Linked DNA regions of Homo sapiens: region 2 is linked to region 1. A link is an interaction called in ENCODE POLR2A ChIA-PET data of the cell type or tissue named here. Cell type or tissue: Panc1. All regions are shown on one strand.

Evidence for each region. Peaks named below come from ENCODE experiments on the same cell type or tissue, not always from the same donor. Only the 100,000 strongest peaks of a DNase experiment are listed, where the experiment ranks them.
Region 2: POLR2A ChIA-PET joins it to region 1 with 17 read pairs; 1 of 35 experiments calls an interaction of 5 or more read pairs at or near these places.

Annotation. Positions count from the first base shown.
Region 1 is chr1:9,328,403-9,333,402 of GRCh38, reverse strand. The region is part of intron 1 of SPSB1 (splA/ryanodine receptor domain and SOCS box containing 1); the gene reads right to left. Among named protein-coding and RNA genes, the nearest start is that of SPSB1, 38 kb to the right of the region's middle. In Panc1, no CTCF peak of the experiment used is centred here; no DNase peak of the experiment used is centred here; H3K27ac peaks cover 780 bases.
Region 2 is chr1:8,562,955-8,567,954 of GRCh38, reverse strand. The region is part of intron 4 of RERE (arginine-glutamic acid dipeptide repeats); the gene reads left to right. Among named protein-coding and RNA genes, the nearest start is that of SNORD128, 71 kb to the right of the region's middle. In Panc1, no CTCF peak of the experiment used is centred here; a DNase peak (open chromatin) is centred at 621; H3K27ac peaks cover 409 bases.

The DNA.
Region 1 (5,000 bases):
GCCGAGATCACACCATTGCACTCCAGCCTGGGCAACAGAGTGAGACTCTGCCTTAAAAAAAAAAAAAAAAAAAAGAAGCTGACAAGAAGACAGAACTGACAGGAAGTAGAAGTGGACTTGAAAAAGGAGATAAATGCATATAAGACCAGGCCCTAAATGGCTAAGAATTAGGGACAGGCTGCTGTCCAGGAAGTGACAGATGGCTGTGCTGGTCCCTCTGGGAGCAGACACTGAACAGGGCAGACCAAGGTTCTCACCGAAGAAGGTGGGTTCCATGTTTCTGGCCATTTTCCCATGGAGTGTGCACCTGGGAGGCTGATTCTTGGACCCTGGGGGTTTGCTGGGTGCCTGACGCAGCCCACGAGGGCAGAAGCTCAGTGAGCACTTGCTGGTGGAGAGCACTGAAACCAAGTCTCAGCCACGGAGCCCAGGATGGGGCCCAGGCCAGAACCACCCACAGCCGATGCCCTCTCCTGCTGCCACCACACTTCCTGTGGTCTCCGTCACCCTCTACGCACTCAGGCTGCAGAAGCAGCAAGCTGACCTCAGGCCTAGACCCTGCAGGGAAAATGCTCTTCCAAGATCATGACCTCCTAATCGATAAATTGAACGGGCCCAAAAAACAAGCATCCTCTCTCTACCTCTCAACTGTATCTGAAAATACCACCATGCCCTTGACCTGAAACGCTCCTAGTTTTGTGACAGTATCTGACTCACTCTCTAAGGTTCTGTCTCAGCTCCTCCGCCTGTTCTTCCTGCTCCTTACACACAGATGTTTTTGAGGGTCTCTCCCTCCACAGGACCTCCCTCCGTGGGATCCTTTGCTCTCATGGCTCCAGGGAGTGTCTGCCTGTGAACCTGACGTGTCCACCAAATATCATCTCCCCAGCAGTGACCCTGCTCCCACTCATACATCCCTTGTAGACTCAAATGGCCCCCTCCTGGCCTCTACAATGCTGCCAATTTCTATCATCAACCTCTAGTTCACCCAGATTCAAACCCCTCATCTCCCTCAATTCCTCCTCTTCTTGGCTTCCCACATTAGCGCCAAACATTGTAAATTGCTGCCCCCATAGTTGCTGAATCCCACCTTCACTCTCACTGTTTAAGTCATCACTTGCAAGGCCACTGCAAGAGTCTCCAAGTCCCTTAGATCTCAGCCCACTCAAACAAATCTTCCTAAAACGCTCTCATTGAGATTTTTTTTTTTTTTTGGTAGAGGTGGGGTCTCACTATGTTGCCCAGGCTATTCTCAAACTTCTGGCCTCAAGCAATCCTCCCACCTTGGCCTCCCAAAGTGCTGGGATTTATAGGCATCAGCCACCTCGTCTGGCCAAGGCTTTTTTAAATTTTGAAAATCTGTAATTCAAACACGTACAAAAGAGTCACATATTTTCAACACTCAAACTGTCAACAGTTTGGCACATTTGTTTTTGGTCCTTTTATTACACAATAGTCAAATAGCCAGAGGACTGGAACAGACAATGCAAAGAAAAAGTAAATGCAAACAGTAAGTAAACTTGTAGGAAAAGAAGCTCAACCTCCCATGGAGACAAAAGGACATAAAAGAAAAGCAGTAATGAGATCGCACGTTGCACCCTCCAGATTGCTACAGAGTCAATACAGAGATGGTGCCTCCTGTCTACACACAGGAAGCGGAGAGCAAGTACCAACGTGGCTGGTGGGATCTGAATCCGGCAGCTTCGGGGAAATGAATGGCAACTGATCCAACAATTCCACCCCTGGTGCGTGAGCCCATAAGAATGAGTGCCGGCTAGGCACGGTGACTCACGCCTGTAATCCCAGCAGTTTGGGAGGCTAAGGCAGTGGATCAACTGAGGTCAGGAGTTCAAGACCAGCCTGGTCAACATGATGAAACCCCGTTTCTACTAAAAATACAAAAAATTAGTCGGGCATGGTGGCGCATGCCTGTAATCCCAGCTACCCAGGAGGCAGAGGCAGGAGAATCGCTTGAACCCAGGAGGCAGAGGTTACAGTGAGCCAAGATCGTACCACTGTACTCCAGCCTGGGCAACAAGAGTGAAACTCCACCTCAAAAAAAAAAAAAAAAAAAAAAAAAACAAGAGCACCAGTAGCAGAAGGAGATCCATAACGGGTATTTATGACAGAGGTGCGGCCACTTCCTGCCACTCCAAATCGAGTGCACAGTCATTGACAAAGGTCACTTAGGCAGACCACTCTGATATGTTTGCACCATGAACCGTTGTTACACAGCAATTAAAAAGACGAGGTAGAACCACATCAGTGAGCCTGGAGACACTTCCACAAGCATTCAGCGGGGAGAGCACGACAGAATATGAAAGGAGAGCCCATTCTAATAAAATAATGGCATCCCCAAAGATGCAGACATACAGGTCAGTGCAGGCAGGGAGGTATGGAACTACTCTGGGTATATCATCCTTCAATAAAAGATTTAGGATTTTTTTTTAAGTATGTAAAAAAAAAAGACGCAGAAAATTACAAGTGTTGGCAAGGATGTGGAGAAACCGGAACCCTTGGGTATCACTGATGGAAACGCAAAATGGCACAGCCGCTGGACACAGTAGGGTGGTTCCTCAAACTCAAAATGATCGTACGATCCGGTAATGTACTCAACGCTACTGAACTGCACGTCTTAAATGGTTAAGATGGTAAATTTTAGGTTTTTGTATGTTTTACCACGATTAAAAAAAAAAAAGTTCAGAAGAACATGCTCCAGTCTAACATCAGTTTGGGAAGGGAGAGAAAAAGGAGGGGAGGAAAGGAAGAGGACAGGCAAACCCAAAATACTCCCCCAAACGTGTCGGGTGAAGTTAGGGATACGTGTGTCCAGATCACAAGGTCCAGCTGGCAGGATGTTACTGTGGTTCCCTTGGGGTGGTAGGAGTAAGGAGACTGGCAAATCTTTATTATTATTATTATTATTGTTATTATTTTGAGACAGAATTTAGCTCCTGTCGCCCAGGCTGGAGCGCAGTGACACAATCTTGGCTCACTGCAACCTCCGCCTCCCGGGTTCAAGCGATTCTCCTGCCTCAGCCTCCTGAGTAGTAGAGATGCACCACCACGCCCGACTAATTTTGTATTTTGTATTTTTAGTAGAGACGGGGTTTCACCGTGTTGCCCAGGCTGGTCTCAAACTCCTGACCTCAGGTGATCCGCCCGCCTCAGTCTCCCAAAGTGCTGGGATTACAGGCGTGAGCCACCGTGCCCAGCCTGGTACATCTTTATGTGTACATATCAGGTGTCATTCAGATTCTTCTCGATGAGCAAGCACCTAGCAATTATTTACGCCACTGATCTTTGACAAACTACAGTGAGAAGAGATGCCTTGTGTCCTCAGAATGGAGGTAAGAGACCCATGCAGATGGTCAGGTTTCCCTTTTGCTCTTTGCAAAAATGTGCAGTCACCTGCTCCTGGGCCACTCTGAACCCGCTGTCCTGTCATCCACAGCAATTTTCTCCCTGGACTCTAGGAATCAGTCCCAGAAAAGATTCCAAAGGCCTCATAGTATCCAAGTTTTGAGAAGAAATGTCTGCAGAGTCACGTTACCCACAGAACGCTCTCTTCTACCTCCACACCCAAGCCTACCATCCCCACGGCCCCACCGCCATGTGTCCGATGCCGAGATCTGGGAAGTCTCCTGGACTCCAGCACTAACTTCTTTCTTTCTTTTCTCTTTTTTTTTTTTTTTTTTGTTGTTGTTTTTGAAATGAGGTCTCACTCTGTCACCCAGGCTGGAGTGCAGTGGTGTGATCTCGGCTCACTGCAACCTCCCCATCCTGGTTCAAGGGATTCTCCTGCCTCAGCCTCCTGAGTAGCTGGGACTACAGGCGCATGCCACTGTGCCTAATTTTTGCATTTTTTGTAGAGACGGGGTTTCATTGTGTTGGCCAGGCTGTCCAGCACTAACTTCTGATGGGTGGCCATGCCCATCTTCCCAAAGGCTCTCTTCCCTACTCCCTTCCTCGGATCCTCTCACCTGACCTACCCACCACCGGGTGTCACCTCCCCTGACCTCTCCATCACTGCCCTCCAGCCCTTGGCATGAAGTTCCTGGACTGAGACACTCACACACGTCCACCCATCCGCCTGTCCACCTGTCCACCCATCCACCCATCCGGGATCTCACCTTTCCTCCCTCTCCAGCTGCATTTCCCCCCACCCACAAACCCTCAACCGGCTGTGCTCGGGCCCCATGCAGACTGAACCACCTGCAGTGCCCCTCACACTGCTTCATACAACTGCCCTTAGGTGTCTTCAATTCTCCCCCTTGGGAGGCTGTCCCCGCCACCCTGTCCCCCACGCGAACTCCTACACATCTGCCAGAGCTCCAGCAAGTCTTTCTGCCCTTTACTGGCAAATTCCAGCAAATGCAGGGCCCGCCCCTAGTAGGACAGAGCAGTGGTTTTCAACCTGGGTGATTTTACTACCCTCCCTCCTTCACCCCAGCGTACCCTGGGAGATTTGGCAATGTCTGGAGACACATGTGGGGCTCACAAGTTGGGGTGGCGTCTGGTGGGTGGGGGCCAGGGATATTGCTAAACGCCCAGCCACGCCCGACACAAGCCTCACATCAACAATTCCCCTGCCCTATGTCAACAGTGCCATGTTGGGAAGCCCCAGCGCAGAGTGAGCTTCAGGTGAAAAGACGCAGGGTATTCCTGGGACAAAACCATCTTCACGTGCCCAGAAGCACCACCTAGGACCCAACACCTGTGACCCTGTGTCAACTCCATGGCTCTCCCAGGCCAGAGGGAGGCAGTGGGTGGGGCGTTGGTGCTCACCCCAACACACTCATCAGCCTCTGGGTTACCCCGAACGAGATGTTTACCTCTCTGGGCCTTAGAGTCCCTGTTTATAAAACGAAGCATTGAAAGAAATCAGCTCTTCCCCCGAAGTGGCCTTGACGGATTCTTAAGGCATTTGAAATCATGTCTGAGCTGGGTTAGGAAACATCATATCCCCTCCTAGAGAGTCACAAACGCATCAGCATCTT
Region 2 (5,000 bases), 770 kb after region 1:
AACCCCACAGTCAGGTTGAAGTACATTGTGGGATACTTTTGGGGAGCTACAGAAGTGCTCTTTAGTTTGCTATGTCTGTCCCTATCTGCTAAGTCCCCTTGACGTACAGTTTATCTCTGTGTGTGTGTGATATTAAGGACAACAGAGGTCATCTAGTTACCCAGCCTTGTAGTTTACAGATGAGGGCAAGAAGTACAAATATTCCCAAGGTTTTACCTGTGCTTAGTTTTGGCCTCTCTGCTACAAACAAATACAAGAATGAATTGTCTGAAAATTTCAGTGTTCATACACAATATAATCCTAAGTAGAAAATCCTTAATGAGTTTTGACTCCTTAGCTAGCATTTCAGAGATGATTTAGTTTTCATGCACTGTTTTAGTTCCTACCAAAATATTGGTTGATTTTTCTCCATATTAAAGTGTAAAAATAATTTAACAGCGGCAGAAGTTTAACAAACAAGGCATCATCAAGAAACAGTGGTTTTGAAATTATTGCCCATCATCTGAGCCTGTGCTTCAGTACATTCATAGTTACATCATCTTTCTGAGTGTTTGTATGTAGCCAGTTATTTGTATATCTTGATTGTAAACACTGTGAATAGTCATCTGCCTTCCTACCATTCCCCCTTCATGCTTCAACATCTGATAGAAGGTGATTTAAATCCTTTCACACAGACCCAGATGCTGATGTTATCTCTTGACAACAGTCTTTTGAATTGAATACCACTCATAGGTTTTGAAAATGAGCCTCTAACCTTGATCCTAGTGCCTACAAGCAGTAAGCAGCCTAGTCAGATGGATGTGGCCATGGTCTTCTATTTCTTTCATCTACTTAACTTCTCTTTAAAAATTCATTATGCTAGTTCTGGCCGGGTGCGGTGCCTCACACCAGAAATCCCAGCACTTTGGGAGGCCGAGTCAGGCGGATCACGAGGTCTGGAGATCAAGACCATCCTGGCTAACACGATGAAACCCCATTTCTACTAAAAATACAAAAAATTAGCTGGGTGTGGTGGCACATGCTGTAGTCCCAGCTACTCAGAATGCTAAGGCAGGAGAATTGCTGGAACCCTGGAGGCGGAGGTTGCAGTGAGCCGAGATCGCACCACTGCACTCCAACCTGGGTGACAGAGTGAGACTCCGTCTCAAAAAAAAAAAAAAAATTACTATTCCAGTTGTGAGCAGATCCCTCCAGAAGTCTGCTATATATTGGATGTACCAGTAGTTCCAGGTATACCCATTTGGAAATGCTAATAAATGTGATGTTACCACCAACAGGATTCTGTGTCCCATTTAATTTTTGTTTTCAGGTTTTTTTTTGTTTGTTTTTTGTTTTGGAGACAGAGTCTTGCTCTGTTGCCCAGGCTGGAGTGCAGTGGTGCCATCTCAGTTCACTGCAACTTCCGCCTCCTGGGTTCAAGCAATTCTCTGCCTCAGCCTCCCAAGTAGCTGGGATTACAGGCGGTCGCCACCACACCCGGCTAATTTTTGTATTTTTAGTAGAGACGGGGTTTCATCATCTTGGCCAGGCTGGTCTTGAACTCCTGAACTTGTGATCCACCTGCCTTGGCCTCCCAAAGTGCTGGGATTACAGGTGTGAGCCACCACACCCAGCCCAGGTATTTTATTTTGTTTTATTTTTCCTCTACCTGCCCCTTGTTTTAAGGTATTTTAGAAATGGGAGTTGTGTGGCCACCTGAGGGGAGCTGTGCCACAGCCGTGGTCCTTCCATAGGTGGATTCAGGCCCCACTGAGAGTGGATGCAGAAGACGACCCTGTGGATTTTTAGGTCTGTTCAGTTCCAGCGCTACACTAAAATACACCAAGGTTGGGAGAAGGTGTTCCAGGATCAAACAAGAGTGGATACTTTATCAATGGCAATAAGAAATTTACTTGCGAGGCCTCACTCTGCCCTCTCAAAATGAAACAAAATGTTTAATGACTCAGTGCATTTGGGAGATGTGTATAGGATGGTGTAATTATAAAGTATATTCAGTCCTTTCTTTCTCCTGAGAAGAGTCTGTGGAGTCAGTATTTCAGTTTTTCCCCTTACCCACTGGTCCCCATGTCAGAGCAGAACCCTGGGATACATGAACCTTGATGGCCTGAGGCCTGGTGGTATACTCTGCTTTAGGTTTTTCTATACCTCTTTCCTGGCGTTTTGAGCTGTAATGGCTGTAAAGTTATATGGATAATATATATAGATATGTAAAATTCTTAGATCCTTTTTGTTTGTTTGGTTTTGAGACAGAGTTGCGCTCTTGTTGCCCAGGCTGGAGTGCAGTGGCACGATCTCCGCTCACTGCAACCTCCACCTTCTGGGTTCAAGCCATTCTACTGCCTCACTCAGCCTCCCGAGTAGCTGGGATTATAGGCACCCACCACCACACCCAACTAATTTTTGTATTTTTAGTAGAGACAGGGTTTCACCATGTTGGCCAGGCTGGTCATGAACTCCTGACCTCAGGTGATCCACCTGCCTCTGCCTCCCAAAGTGCTGGGATTCCAGGCATGCGCCACGGTGCCCGGGCATTCTTAGAGTCTTATGTTAAATAGGGTAGAGGCTTGAAATATTACAAGATATTTCCTATCTAATTTCATTTTTAAAATTTCATTTTGTTGTAAGCTGACAACTTATAATTGTATATATGTATGGAGTACAAAATGATGTATGATTCATTAATACAATGTAGAATAATTCAAGCTAATTATCATTTTTTATGATGGCAACATTTGAAATTTACTCTCTTACCAATTTTGAAATGTACAATACACTGTTATTAACTATATTAATCATGTTGTGCAGTCGATCATTTAAAAAACCCAGTTATTCTTCTTTACTGAGATTTTGTACCCTTTGAGCATTAGCTCCCCATTCCCCCCACTGCCCAGCCTCTGTAACCACTTCTCTTCACTTCTGTGAGTTGGGTTGTTTGAGTCCACATGTAATAAGCACATGTGGTATTTGTCTTTCAATTCCTGGCTTATTTAACTTAGCATAATATTCTCCAGTTCAATTCATGTTGTTGCAGATGACAGGAGTCTTCTTTTTAAAGACTGAATAGTAGTTTTATATATATATATACACACACACACACACACACACACACACACACACACACATACACATATACACACACATACATACACACACACCACATTTTCTGTCTCCATTCATTGTTGATAGGCACTGAGGTTGATTCCCTAACTTGTTTATTGTGAATAGTACTGTGATAAACTTGGGAGTGCAGGCTTCTCTTTGACAAACTGATTTTAAATATTTTGGTAAATTCACAGAAGTGGGATTCCTGGATCTAATTTCATTTTAATTGAATTAAATTTAATTTCAGATATTTATCCATGAAGTTGGGTAACTATGACTGGTACAGAAAGCTTATCTTTAGTTTTGATTTACCTGTGTAAATAAATACAGGTTGGGCATCTCTAATTTGAAAATCCATAACTTTTTGAGTGCTGACATGATGCAGTAAGTAGAAAATTCCACATCTGACCTTTGTGACAGGCTGCATATATTATTAAAATGTTTTATATAATTACCCTCAGGCTATGTGTATGAGGTTTATATGAAACATAAATAAATTTTGTGTTTAGACTTGGGTCCCATCCCCAAGATATCTCATTATGTATACCCAAAGATTCCAAAATCTAGAAAATTCTGAAATCAGAAACACCTCTGGTCCCAGGTATTTTGGATAAGAGGTTACTCAGTCTGTATCTGGAGTTAGCTTTGATCTTTGAAGAATAGTGATCTTTGACCCCATTGTCTGTCCCTACCCTTCTCCCTTGAAGTCAGGAATGATCAAAGCCATTATGACTGTGTCCCCAAGGTCTTAGCTAAGGTGACACGTCTAACAGTCATTGTCCTGTAAGTGGAGGTGGGCTCAACTGGCAGAGTTAATGCCTCTTTAAACTGGTTGGTGAGCACACTTGAAGGGAGATAGTGATGTCTCTGGGAGACGGTGTTCCCCCCTCTGTATGCTTAATTAGTGTCTGACTACCAATTAAAAGTTTTATGTATACATTTCTGAATTATACAGTAAACCTCTAATGTTCAGACAACTCTTAACCTTATTATCACCATGTTGTGGAAATGCATGAAAAGTTTCTTCAGAAAGTATCTTTTTAAGCCATACAGTATACACATGTTAGCCACTTCATCCCAAATTTCTGGAGAAACTTGGTTGGCTATATTGGCTTATAGAGTAAGAATTTTGATCTGATTTCACTTGGTTCTGAATCAAGAGCCCCCATGACTAAGCAGTTAAATATATGCAGGAGGTTACTCCTCTTCTCTCCAGCAGATTGTTTTGACTTGGCAAAGTTATTTATTTGCTAATATCCATCTTTGTACTCTGTTGAGGCTGTCTTTGGCCTTGATATCTCTGTCACATTTGATAACACAGAGGGACAGGAGTGGTCTGTTTTGGAGGCTTTGGGGACCTGATAATCCCTGCTGTGAGCTGGTGGCAGGTATCATCAGCTGGTGATCAGTGGGACAAAGAAGCTCTTTCCTCTGTATCGTAGGTGAATTTACAGTTGTTCTGTCTGGCTTGCAGGCCACCTCTGTGTGAAGGACTCTCTCTCTCTCTCTGCCCTAGTCCTATTGGTATTTATGAACTATCCAGATACCCCCTCGATTATTATTACTATTTTTATGTTGTGGAAAAACATTGCCCTGAGGCTGATATTAAGACTGTTTCTAGGAAAGACTCAGGCTATTTAAATTGATAAAACACTAAATTAATAATCATGAAAGATCTCTAGGAAAGGAAGTTTCCATCTCAACGTTAGACCCTGTGTCTGTGTTTGGGCAGACTGTGTTGTGTGTTGCTGATGACAACACAGTTGCCCTTCAACAGCAACTTTTTCTTGGCCTTGCCTGTTTCCATTGCCTTCCTTTTCCCCTAGTCTACCGCTTGTCAGTTATCTAGTTCTGAGTGTTTCATTTCAGTTATTTTAAATTTGTTAAATCTCAACAGA